Linked DNA regions of Homo sapiens: region 2 is linked to region 1. The links are chromatin loops, found by intact Hi-C in ENCODE. Cell type or tissue: heart left ventricle. All regions are shown on one strand. Each heading gives the region's core, and the rest is flanking DNA. Links, peaks and the distances in the headings are about the cores only.

Evidence for each region. Peaks named below come from ENCODE experiments on the same cell type or tissue, not always from the same donor. Only the 100,000 strongest peaks of a DNase experiment are listed, where the experiment ranks them.
Region 2: it touches region 1 in a loop (6-fold over the local background); 104 of 110 quality-filtered maps call a loop at or near these places.

What each region holds. Positions count from the first base shown.
Region 1 is chr20:45,433,896-45,439,273 of GRCh38, forward strand. All of the region lies in intron 2 of LOC105372631 (a long non-coding RNA gene), which reads left to right. Among named protein-coding and RNA genes, the nearest start is that of MIR6812, 11 kb to the left of the region's middle. In heart left ventricle, for the core only: a CTCF peak has its summit at 3,164 (motif pointing left); a DNase peak (open chromatin) is centred at 3,126; H3K4me3 peaks cover 749 bases; H3K27ac peaks cover 399 bases.
Region 2 is chr20:45,320,568-45,325,945 of GRCh38, forward strand. SDC4 (syndecan 4) reads right to left here. Exons shown (of 5, transcript NM_002999.4): 5 at 4,721-5,378. It also overlaps the pseudogene TRV-CAC14-1. Among named protein-coding and RNA genes, the nearest start is that of MATN4, 15 kb to the left of the region's middle. RefSeq lists an enhancer at 714-763. In heart left ventricle, for the core only: a CTCF peak has its summit at 2,561 (motif pointing right); a DNase peak (open chromatin) is centred at 2,634.

The sequences.
Region 1 (5,378 bases), core at 78-5,077:
TGCTGATTTTTTTTTTTTTACCTGTTTTTTTTTTTTCTCCTATCCAATTCAATAGAAACCAGAGAATGAACATTCTATTGTGAAACTATCCTGCCATCTGCACTTTACTCAGTGATATGGTTTGGATTTGTGTTGCCACCCAAATCTCATGTCAAATTGTAATCCCCAATATTGGAGGTGGGGCCTGGTGGGAGCTGGTTGGATCATGGGGGTGGATTTCCCCCTTTCTGTTCTCCTGATAGTGAGATCTCATGATACTTGGTTGTTTAAAAGTGTGTGGCACCTCCCCCCTCTCTCTTTCGCCCACTCCTGCCATGTAAGACATGTCTGCTTCCCCTTTGCCTTCCACCATGATTGAAAGTTTCTTGAGGCCTCCCCAGCTATGCTACCTGTACAGCTGGCAGAACCGTGAGCCAATTAAACCTCTTCTTTATAAATTACCCAGTCTCGGGTAGTTGTTTTTTTTTTGAGACGGAGTTTTGCTGTTGTTGCCCAGGCTGGAGTGCAATGGCGCGATCTCAGCTCACCGCAACCTCCGCCTCCCGGGTTCAAGCGATTCTCCTGCCTCACCCTCCCAAGTAGCTGGGATTACAGGCATGCACCACCACCCTGGCTAGTTTTGTATTTTTTTTTTTAGTAGAGACAGGGTTTCTCCATGTTGGTCAGGCTGATCTTGAACTCCCGACCTCAGGTGATCCGCCCGCCCCGGTCTCCCAAAGTGCTGGGATTACAGGCATGAGCCACTGCACCCGGCCATTTTTTGTTTGTTTGTTTTGTTTTTTTGTGTTTTTTTTTGAGACACAGTTTCACTCTTGTTGCTCAGGCTGAAGTGTAATGGCGCGATCTCAGCTCACTGCAACCTCTAACTCCCGGGCTCAAGTGATTCTCTTGCTTCAGCCTCCAGAGTAGCTGGGATTACAGGCATGTGCCACCACACCCAGCTAATTTTGTATTTTTAGTAGATGTGGGGTTTTTCCATGTTGGTCAGGCTGGTCTCGAACACCCGACCTCAGGTGATCTGCCCTCCTCGGCCTCCCAAAGCGCTGAGATTACAGGCGTGAGCCACCACTCCTGGTGTCAGGTAGTTCTTTATAGCAGTGGGAGAATGGACTAATACACCCAGAAGTCTATGTTTTAAATGAAAACTTAATTTTAAATAGTACAAAAATATTTGTAAGGTTTTTTATTTTCTTAATCATAAAAAGAACATAAGAGATTAAATAGGTGATATTAAAGAAAGAAAAAGAACGCCCATGTTCTTACAACACTAATACAATACCTGTGAACATTTTGTTTCTCTTTCCCCTACATAGCATTATTTTTTGTCTGTTGATTGAATTCCCTCCCCTCCCAAAGTTTTTTTTTTTTTTTTTGTATTAAGCCAAACCACAAATAAGTATCATTTATGTTAGATGCCGTGCTAGGTGCTGCTGATACAACTGAGAATATGTCAGATACAGCCCCAGCCCTTTTTGATTTAGAGTCTAGCTGGTGAGGTCATTTACCAAATAATGATGCATAATCATTCCATAAATACAAATGATGGTGTTATGAAGATAAAAAGAGGGTGCTCAGAAAGAACTAAGGGGGTACAATTTATTTTATTTTAGAAATTCTTTTAGATTCAGAAAGTACGTGTGCAGGTTTGTTGCACGGGTGTATTGCATGATGCTGAGGTTTGGGCTTCCAACGATCCCGTCGCCCAAGCAGTGAATATAGTACCCAACAGGTAGTTTTTCAACTTTTGCTCTCCTCCATCCCCCCTTCTGGAATCCTTAGTGTTTATTGCTCACATCTTTGTGTCCTTGTGGGGATGCAATTTAGATTGAGGCTCAGGGACAGCTTCTGTGAGAAAGTGACCTTTAGGCTGAGCAGAAGGAGGTGGCAGGAATGTGGAGGGAAGACAATCCAGGTGACGGGAACAGCTCCGAGGTGGGGAAGAGCTCCCAGTGATGGAAGAGGCAGCTTTGTGGCCAGAGCTGGTCAGCATGGGAGAGAGTGACACAAGGGCCTGAAAGAGGACCCGTGTGGCCATGGTAAGCCCATTGGTGATGAAGCCAGGGGCACCAGGTGGACCTGGTAAAGGAGGACAGATTTCACATTCACAAGAATCAGAATCTACTGAACGCTTTTAGGCGGGTGGAGACACGATCAGCTTCATTCACTTCCTTCCCCCATACAGTATTTACTTTTCACTGAGGTGTGATATAATGTATCCAGAAAAAAGTGCAGAAATGTATAACCCAGTGAATTTTATAGAACATTACCAGCATCCTAAAAGCACCCCTTCCACTCATTCCCCTAGAGTAACCACTATCTTGACTTCCAACTATTTGCCTGTTTTTGTACTTTCCATGTAAACGCGGTCATCCAGCAGGTGCTGTTTTCTATCTGGGTTTTTAACTCAACGCTATGTTTATGATGTTCATCCGTTCATTACATGTAGTTGTAGATCATATTTCCTTCTTTAAAAGATCACACTGGCTGTAGCATGAAGAATGAGCAATTTCAAAATTAAGCAAAATATTAAACAGCTAAGAATGGAAATAAAATTCAAGTCAATTTCAAAAAGAAACACAGGGACAGATTTTGCCAGATACCTGGTACAGATTTTGCCAGACATATGGTACATTTTGTTCGTTACTATATCTCCAGAATTTTCCTACCTCTTTCTCCAAATAGAGAATATTTAAAAGTTTTCTTAAAAACCCTGATATATAACATTTGCAATGTTCTCTACAGTTTGCAAAGTGTTTTCCTAATGATTTTCTGCTTTGATCCTGCAAAATCTTATGAATGCCAGTACCATTTCCCTTTTACAGAAGAAGAAACTGGCTCAAGAAGATGAGACATGATGCTTTGTAGCCGAGGAATTGCCTCAGGTGTCACCATCCCCGTCCCTGCGAATTGGAATTTCAGGCGGGGGCGAGCTGCTGGCTCTGCCGGCAAACTCGCCTTATCCCACGCCGCCGAAGGGTCCAAGCTTTCCAGCTGCGTAACACGACCAGGCCCCGAGCGCTCTGGCCCGGGGGCAGATACTTTCGGTTTGCAGCTCTCAGGGCAGCGCTGCCCTGGGACGCCCAGTGGGTTTTCACGGCTCCCCTGGGTCTGGGATCAGGGCAGCTCCGCCTAAGGGCGCGGCCCAATCTGAGGGTTCGTCGCCCCCGCGTGGTCAGACGTGGGAATGGCAGCTTCTGAAGCTCTATGTGTGGTGCCTTTCTGGGGCTCACCAGGTGCCATGTTGCGTGGGACCATGAAACTGTGGTGGTCTTGTCTCTGCCACAAGATAATGTAGGCTTGGGCCTCAAGATAATGTCGGCATGGTGTCCCATCTTTGGCATGAGTCCTACCCTTTCCAAGTGCAGTGGTGGCTGATTCAGTGGTGGCTCCCAGGGATATGATAGGCAAAGGGGGTTCGGTCTCTGCTGTCTGAAATTAATCCTGGGCTCAAGAGAGAGGGGCGCAGGTGAGGCCTGGGGCTCTTCATGCCTGATTTCCCGCTACCCCTCTGGCTTCCTCCAATTCCTACATCCAAGTTAACTCTGAGACCTGTGGTTACCAAGAAGACAGTCGATGTGGGGGAAGGGCAAAACCAAGTACCTACTATAGCTACAAGGAATAATATAAAGGAATTGTTCCATTTTGTATATTGGTATCATCAGCTTCTTGAGAAGCCTTTTGGGTAATTTATTGTAAAAATCACTACTTTAAAGACAAAAATCCTTAATTTTAAATGCTACAAAATTTAAGAGCTCGTTTGAGTTGATGCAGGACCCACAGTTCCCTATAGGGCGATCACTGATGAGTGTATGTGAGCTAAACGCACAGGAGCTTATTCTCGAGAGTTCTCAGGAATTCTCCGGAATTATGAGAAGCATATCAACCGCTTCATCGGGGGGGCTCCACTTGGCATTTTACAGGGAGAGTTGGGCAGTTCCCTTCTCAAGGCAAACAGATCTTACAGTGGCGTTTATTCAGATAAATATGAGAGCCGTGTGGGACTGGCTGTATGATGACGGGGATATCCTCCCACTGAATATGCCTATTACCCAGGTCATGGTAAATCTGGGGGTTTAGGGGGCCCCTTTTACATGGGTGCCCCTCCCACAGAATCATACAACTGTTTGAGAAGGCTTCTCAACTTGTCATCCGTCATGGGTCTTACAGATGCCACTCCCTGCTGGGAACCAGAAAAGGTAAAATGGTCTGGAGGTAGGAAAAAAAAGTTCCTAGGACCAGAACATAAAACATACAGGTTAATAGAATTATGAAATTTAAGATGTTTAAAAAGGCTTTATGTAAGGTACTTGCAACCCCTTTACCTAAATATCTTATGAAAATGGGTATTGTACAAAAATTAGCTATAGCATGTTTTCAGGTAAAGTTCCAGCAAAGCAACTAAAAAGGGGCCTATATAGCCAATCATTCCCTGCTGCATTTTATGCAATAATCAGGTCAAGTATATAAGACTAAAACTCACTTTGCACACAAATTAGTCTTACTGTAATTTCTCTTTAATAGATAAAAAGGGGCTAGAGAAAGAGAAATTGTTTCAAAGGAAAAGTGTAACATTTGATACTAGATTTTAGCCCTCAATTTTTTTTTGAGTGCAGATTGAATCATGCATTATTTCTTGGCTACAATAATCCTCTGGAGAGTACCAGATTATAATTTTTCTTCATATCTTTAGTTGGTGCCCTAATGGATGGAATAGGTTCTTTTTTTTTTTTTTTCAGATGGAGTTTTGCTCTTGTTGCCCAGGCTGGAGTGCAATGGTGCGATCTCGGCTCTCTGCAACCTCCGCCTCTTGGGTTCAAGCGATTCTCCTGCCTCAGCCTCCCAAGTAGCTGGGATTACAGATGCCTGCCACCATGTCCAGCTAATTTTTGTATTTTTAGTAGAGACAGGGTTTCACCATGTTGGCCAGGCTGGTCTTGAACTCCTGACCTCAAGTGATCCACCTGCCTCGGCCTCCTGAAGTGCTGGAATTACAGACGTGAGCCACCGGCCCACAAATACCCTTTGATTGTCAAAACATTAATGTTATTATCTCTCCTTGTTTTACTTTCAAGGAAGCCCAAATCATGGTATTCTGAACACCAGAGATGTCAATCTCCCTCATTTGTCATCTCACTGGGCCGGATCTGTTTTTCACTGCAGATGCCCTGCTGCTAAAACTATACAAGCATCCTCCCTCTAGGTCCAGTGACTGTCATGGAAGAGGCGGGTGCGTGAGATTGTAAGGGCCAGTTTTGAGGGATAGAGTTAGGTCAAGGTCAGACCCTCCAAATCAAGGAAGGGTACAAAGATGCCTAAACAGCTGGTAAAACAAGGGACTTTGTCTTCTAAGCTATTATGTATCACTTTTGCATCCACCC
Region 2 (5,378 bases), core at 70-5,069, 110 kb before region 1:
GTCAGGAGTTTGAGACCAGCCTGGCCAACATGGTGAAACCCTGTCTCTACTAAAAATTCAAAACATTAGCCAGGCGTGGTGGCGTGTGCCTGTAATCCCAGCTACTCAGGAGGCTGAGGCAGGAGAATTGCTTGAACCCAGGAGGCAGAGGCTGCAGCGAACTGAGATCACGCCACTGCACTCCAGCCTAGGGTCTCTCCAGCAGAGTGAAACTCCGTCTCAAAAAAAAAAATAATACTAATAATATACCGGCCACGCCATGGAACAATTCTATTAACATCTCTGAGTGTGGAGCTCAGGCATCTGTATTGTTTGAAACCCTCCCATGTGAATCTAGTGAGCAGCCAGGGTTAAGAATCATGGCCCTAGTCAGTATTTCCTCCTCATTTTATAGATGGGGAAACTGAGGCTCCAAGAGAGGAGGCTAAGGTCACAGCAGATGGCAAAGCCTACAATTGATTCAAATCCTGCACTCCTACCACTAAATCTGGGGCTCTGAGTTTCTCTTCATTCTCATTCTACCACGCTGCTGTGTGTAGGTGACATGTGTGTTGCAGAGGGTGGGGATGGGGCATGTAGTGAGGATAAGGCCCAAATCTCCAATTTACCAGCTCTCATGCTGCCTGGTGTTCCACCATTATTAACAAGCTAGTTCCCCAGTAAGTACCGACCTTGGGGTTTCTCTCTCTTTCTTTCTTTCTTTTTTTTTTTTAACTTCTATTAAGTTATAACCACAGCATAGGTAAAATTCTCTGACAGCTTCCCCCTGGGTAGGGCACAGACCTGTGAAGATGGCAAGGGAAAGAGGAAGTGGTTTTAAGGGAAGTGAAACCCATAATACATCTATAAGGTTGTGGCCAGGCATGGTGGCTCACACTTGTAATCCTAGCACTTTGGGAGGCCGAGCCAGGCAGATCACTTCAGATCACTTGAGGTCAGGAGTTCCAGACCAGCCTGGCCAACATGGTAAAACCCCGTCTCTACTAAAAATACAAAAATAGGCTGGGCACGGTGGCTCACACCTGTAATCCCAGCTACTTGGGAGACTGGGACAGAAGAATCGCTTGAACCCAGGAGGCGAAAGTTGCAGTGAGCTGAGATCACGCCACTGCACTCCAGCTTGGGTGACAACAAGACTCTGTCTCAAAAAATAAAAAATACAAAATGTAGCCAGACGTGGTGGCGTGCACCTGTAGTCCCAGCTACTTGGGTGGCTGAGGCACAAGAATCGCTTGCACCTAGGAGGCAGAGGTTGCAGTGAGCCGAGATTGTGCCACTGCACTCCAGCCTGGGCAACAGAGCGAGACTGTCTAAAAAAAGAAAAACAAACAAACAAAACCATCTATAAGGTTTTGCCACAGACCAGCTCAGAACAGCCTCCTAGACAGGCTTGGCCCTGTTCCAGACCCTAAGGGACAAAGGCAGGCAGGGTAGCAGTGGCACAATAATGCATTTAGAGGGCAAAGTGATAAACCCCCACTACAGCTGGCTGCTTGCCACCAGATGGGCACTTTCACCTTTGCTATCTAATGTAAACTAATCATAAACCTTGTGGCATCCCATCATATTTACAGGTCCTCAAGGAGAGAGAATTATACAGGTTGTATATATAGGGCAGAAATCTTGCAGGCCATCTTAGAATTCTGTCTACTCCCCAAACAACATAGCAAATCATAAGTAGGGGAGATGTGTTTCACTTGTAGGCCTTCCCACACCCCATGCAGGCATTGTCCCATGGTTTTGCTACCTCTGAAGATTGGCAAGATCATGAACAAAAAGTGGGCCCATGCCTGGCTTCTGTAATGTAGTGGTTATCACATTCGCCTCACACATGAAAGGTCACCAGTTTGAGACCGGGCCAAAACACGAGATTTTCCCCCTAAATTTAGTGAGTTTAATCGAGGTTGGAAACAAACAGAAAACTAGTTAAACCTGTGCCTACATTTTGGCCGGGTGTGGTGGCTCATGCCTGTAATCCCAACACTTTGGGAGGCCGAGGTGGGCGGATCGCATGAGATCAGGAGTTTGAGACCAGCCTGGACAACATGGTGAAACCCTGTCTCTACTAAAAATACAAAAATTAGCCAGGCATTGTGGCACATGCCTGTAATCTCAGCTACTTGGGAGGCTGAGGCAGGAGAATCACTTGAACCTGGGAGGCAGAGATAGCAGTGAGCTGAGATCATACCATGGCACTCCAGCCTGGGCGACAGAGTGAGACTCCACCTCAAAAAATTAAAAAACAAAAAGTGGACCAATAGTGTCCAAAATCCATTTTGCATCCACTGCCCAATTCTCAGAAATATTATATATTATCAGAAATAACCAGAGTTGGCTCTCCAGACAGATAAAGCCCTAGTCGAGGTTGACCACTGATGGGGCTATGTCTGCCAGCATTTAGGATGGCTTCCAATGAGTCTTGTATCCAGGTGCTCCTGCCCCTGGGTGGTCTCCTGTCACAATGAATAGGGCTGACCCATGTGACCCATGCAATATTATGGAAGAGATAGTGGGTGACTTCCAAGCTAAGTCATAAAAGTCACTGTAGCTTCCACTTGGTGGCTCTCTTGGATCGCTTGTTCTGAGAGAAACCAGCTGCCGCATCACGAGGACTGTCAATCAGCTCTATGTGGGTCCACGCAATGAGGAACTGAGGCCTCCTGCCAAAATAGCCAGCACCAAGTTGTCAGAAATGTAACTGAGCCATCTTGGAAGTGGATCCTCCAGCCCAGTCAAGCTTTCAGATGACAGCAAGACCTGGCCAACGTCGACTGCAACCTCACAAGATGGAGCCAGAATCGCCCAGCTAATGCTCCTGACTTCTGACTCACAGAAACAATGTGAGATAATATTTATGTTGTTATAAGCCCCTAAGTTTGGGGGTAATTTTAAATATCAATAGATAATATGGGGGTCTTCTTTTTTTTTTTTTCTTTTTGAGATGGAGTCTCGCTCTGTCGCCCAGGTTGGAGTGCAGTGGCACGATCTCGGCTCACTGCAAGCTCCGCCTCCCCGCTTCACGCCATTCTCCTGCCTCAGCCTCCCGAGTAGCTGGGACTACAGACACCCGCCGCCACGCCCGGCTAATTTTTTTTGTACTTTTAGTAGAGATGGAGTTTCACCGTGTTAGCCAGGATCGTCTCAATCTCCTGGGGGGGTCTTCTTAAACTAATACTTTACCCAAAAAGATGGCACTGATGATGAGAACACCATATATTGAGCACTTATTGTGTGCTAAGCTCTGACTTGCCTCCCTATAGGCTGTTGGATCACAAGGTAACAGCTGGTAAAAGCTGAAACCCAAACCCAGAGGTCCTGACTCAGTCTCACACCATCCAAAGCAGCCCTAACAGGAATTTCTACAACTGGAAATGTTCTGTGTCTGCACCACCTGATACAGTAGCCACTAGCCACATGTGGCTGTTGAGCACTTAAAACAAGGCTAGTGCAACTAAGAAGCAGAATTTTTATTTTTACAATTATAATTAATTTAAATTTATAATATAGCCACAGTTCCCAGTGGCTACCATAGTGGTCAGCACAGATCTAACAGATGTGAGGGCCTTCTACAAGACACAAGTTAGGAGAACAGAGACCCACTCAACCTCATGGGACTCAGAAAAACAGTGTGGCAAAGTCTCAGGAGAGATTTAAGCTGCCACGAGATTTAAGACCAGAATCACTGGTTCAGAGGGGGTTTGCAGGGGCATGAACAGCCCCCAGTGAGGGAGCCTTGGGTGATATAAACCCCTTGATAGGCAGTGCAGTTGTTAGCACTCTAGAGCCCGACTGCCGGGGTTCAAATCTCACCTCTACAACTGGTAAGCTGTGTAGCTTTGAGCAAGGTATTTAACCTCTTAGATGCAGTTTCCCTATCTGTCAAATGGGGTTACTAATAGCACCTACTCTGTGGAGATCTGACAATTAAATGGGATCTGGTATAAAGCCCTAAGAATGGGTTCCTGGCCACATGGTGTGTATGGGAGGGTTTGCTCCAACTACCACCAATTCCTGTTTGCGTCCTTTCCCCAACCCCAGCAAAGTACTGGGCAACATGGTGCCAAAGGAAGATCACCAATGTCCAAGGACCTGAAATTAAGGTTCGACTCTCCAGACACACTAGGGGCAGGTTGCCCTCTTGGTAACAAGGATCTTACCCACCTCACAGGGTTGTTATAGTGGTCAAGAAAGATGGCCCATGCTATTTCCGGAGACTGCCAGCCAGCCTGGCTGCAGCAGTGGCCTGAGTGAAGCAGGCGGAGACAGTGGTGCGGAGAGCCCACATCTAGATGGGTGCCTGCCGCTCAGCAGCTCTCTTGTTGCCATGCAGGCTGACAGTTGCCAATTTTTTTTATTTCTTTTTCCCAAGAAAAGTGAGAAATCTGGATTTTTATGAGAAACCTCCTGATTTCTATGGATGGCAACTGACGCAAAGATTTTTGTGTTTGCTATTTAAACACAGTGCCACCTAAACAAAACCTTGAAGTAGGGGTGATATGCTGCATAGGCCATCAGGGTGCATGTTCTGAAGTCTTCCCTCTTCTCTAGGCCCCTTCCTGCCTTCTTACCTCTCTGCCCCCACCCTCTGCCCACCCCCGGCATGTCTGGCACCCCGTAGGGGATTTGGTCCGGGGAGTTTCTTCATGCTCCACTGAGATCAAGGGGATACAGAGCCCAAAAAGGATGACTTGTTATGAACGAAAATGACAGAGGCAAGCAGTTTAGAAAGTACCAGGTTTTATTATCTTTTTATCAAAAAAAATCAGTAACAGACAACAGTGTGAGAGGTGCCTACAGAGGAGGTGCTCACTCCAACACAGCCCAAGGGGAAGGGCACTGGGGGCAGAAGAGGACCCAGCCAGCTGGGACCCTGGGTTGCAGTGGTGACGGGAGCTAATGGCCACTGGTGCAGCAAGGGAGGGTGGTTCCCCTCACCGCAGCCACTGGGGTCAGGAGGAGACACGACCTGCCCAGGCTAAGCCACCAGGCCTCCCCTCTCAGGAGAGGGAGGGTCCCAGACAACAGGCCCCAGCTGGGGCCTCATCAGCCCTCCCCCATTCCCCCCCCCCTACCCAGGGAGACAAGGGTCGTCCCAGCACAGCTGAGGCTGTGACTCGTTAAGCCAGTTTAGTTCTCTAGAATAGTGCTGTCCAACAGATGGACATGCTCTCGCTGTCAGTACAGTAGCCATGAACTACATACAGTGACGCCTCTAGAAACGTGGTTAGTGCAACTGAGGAAGGAATTTTTAATCTTATGTGATTTTAATTGGCTTAACTTTAAACAGCCGCATGTGGTTACTGTATTGGATAGCACAGCCCTAGAGCCTGAAGAAAGCAAACCAAAGAACACCAGCTGGGTCCCAAACAGAAGGCAGA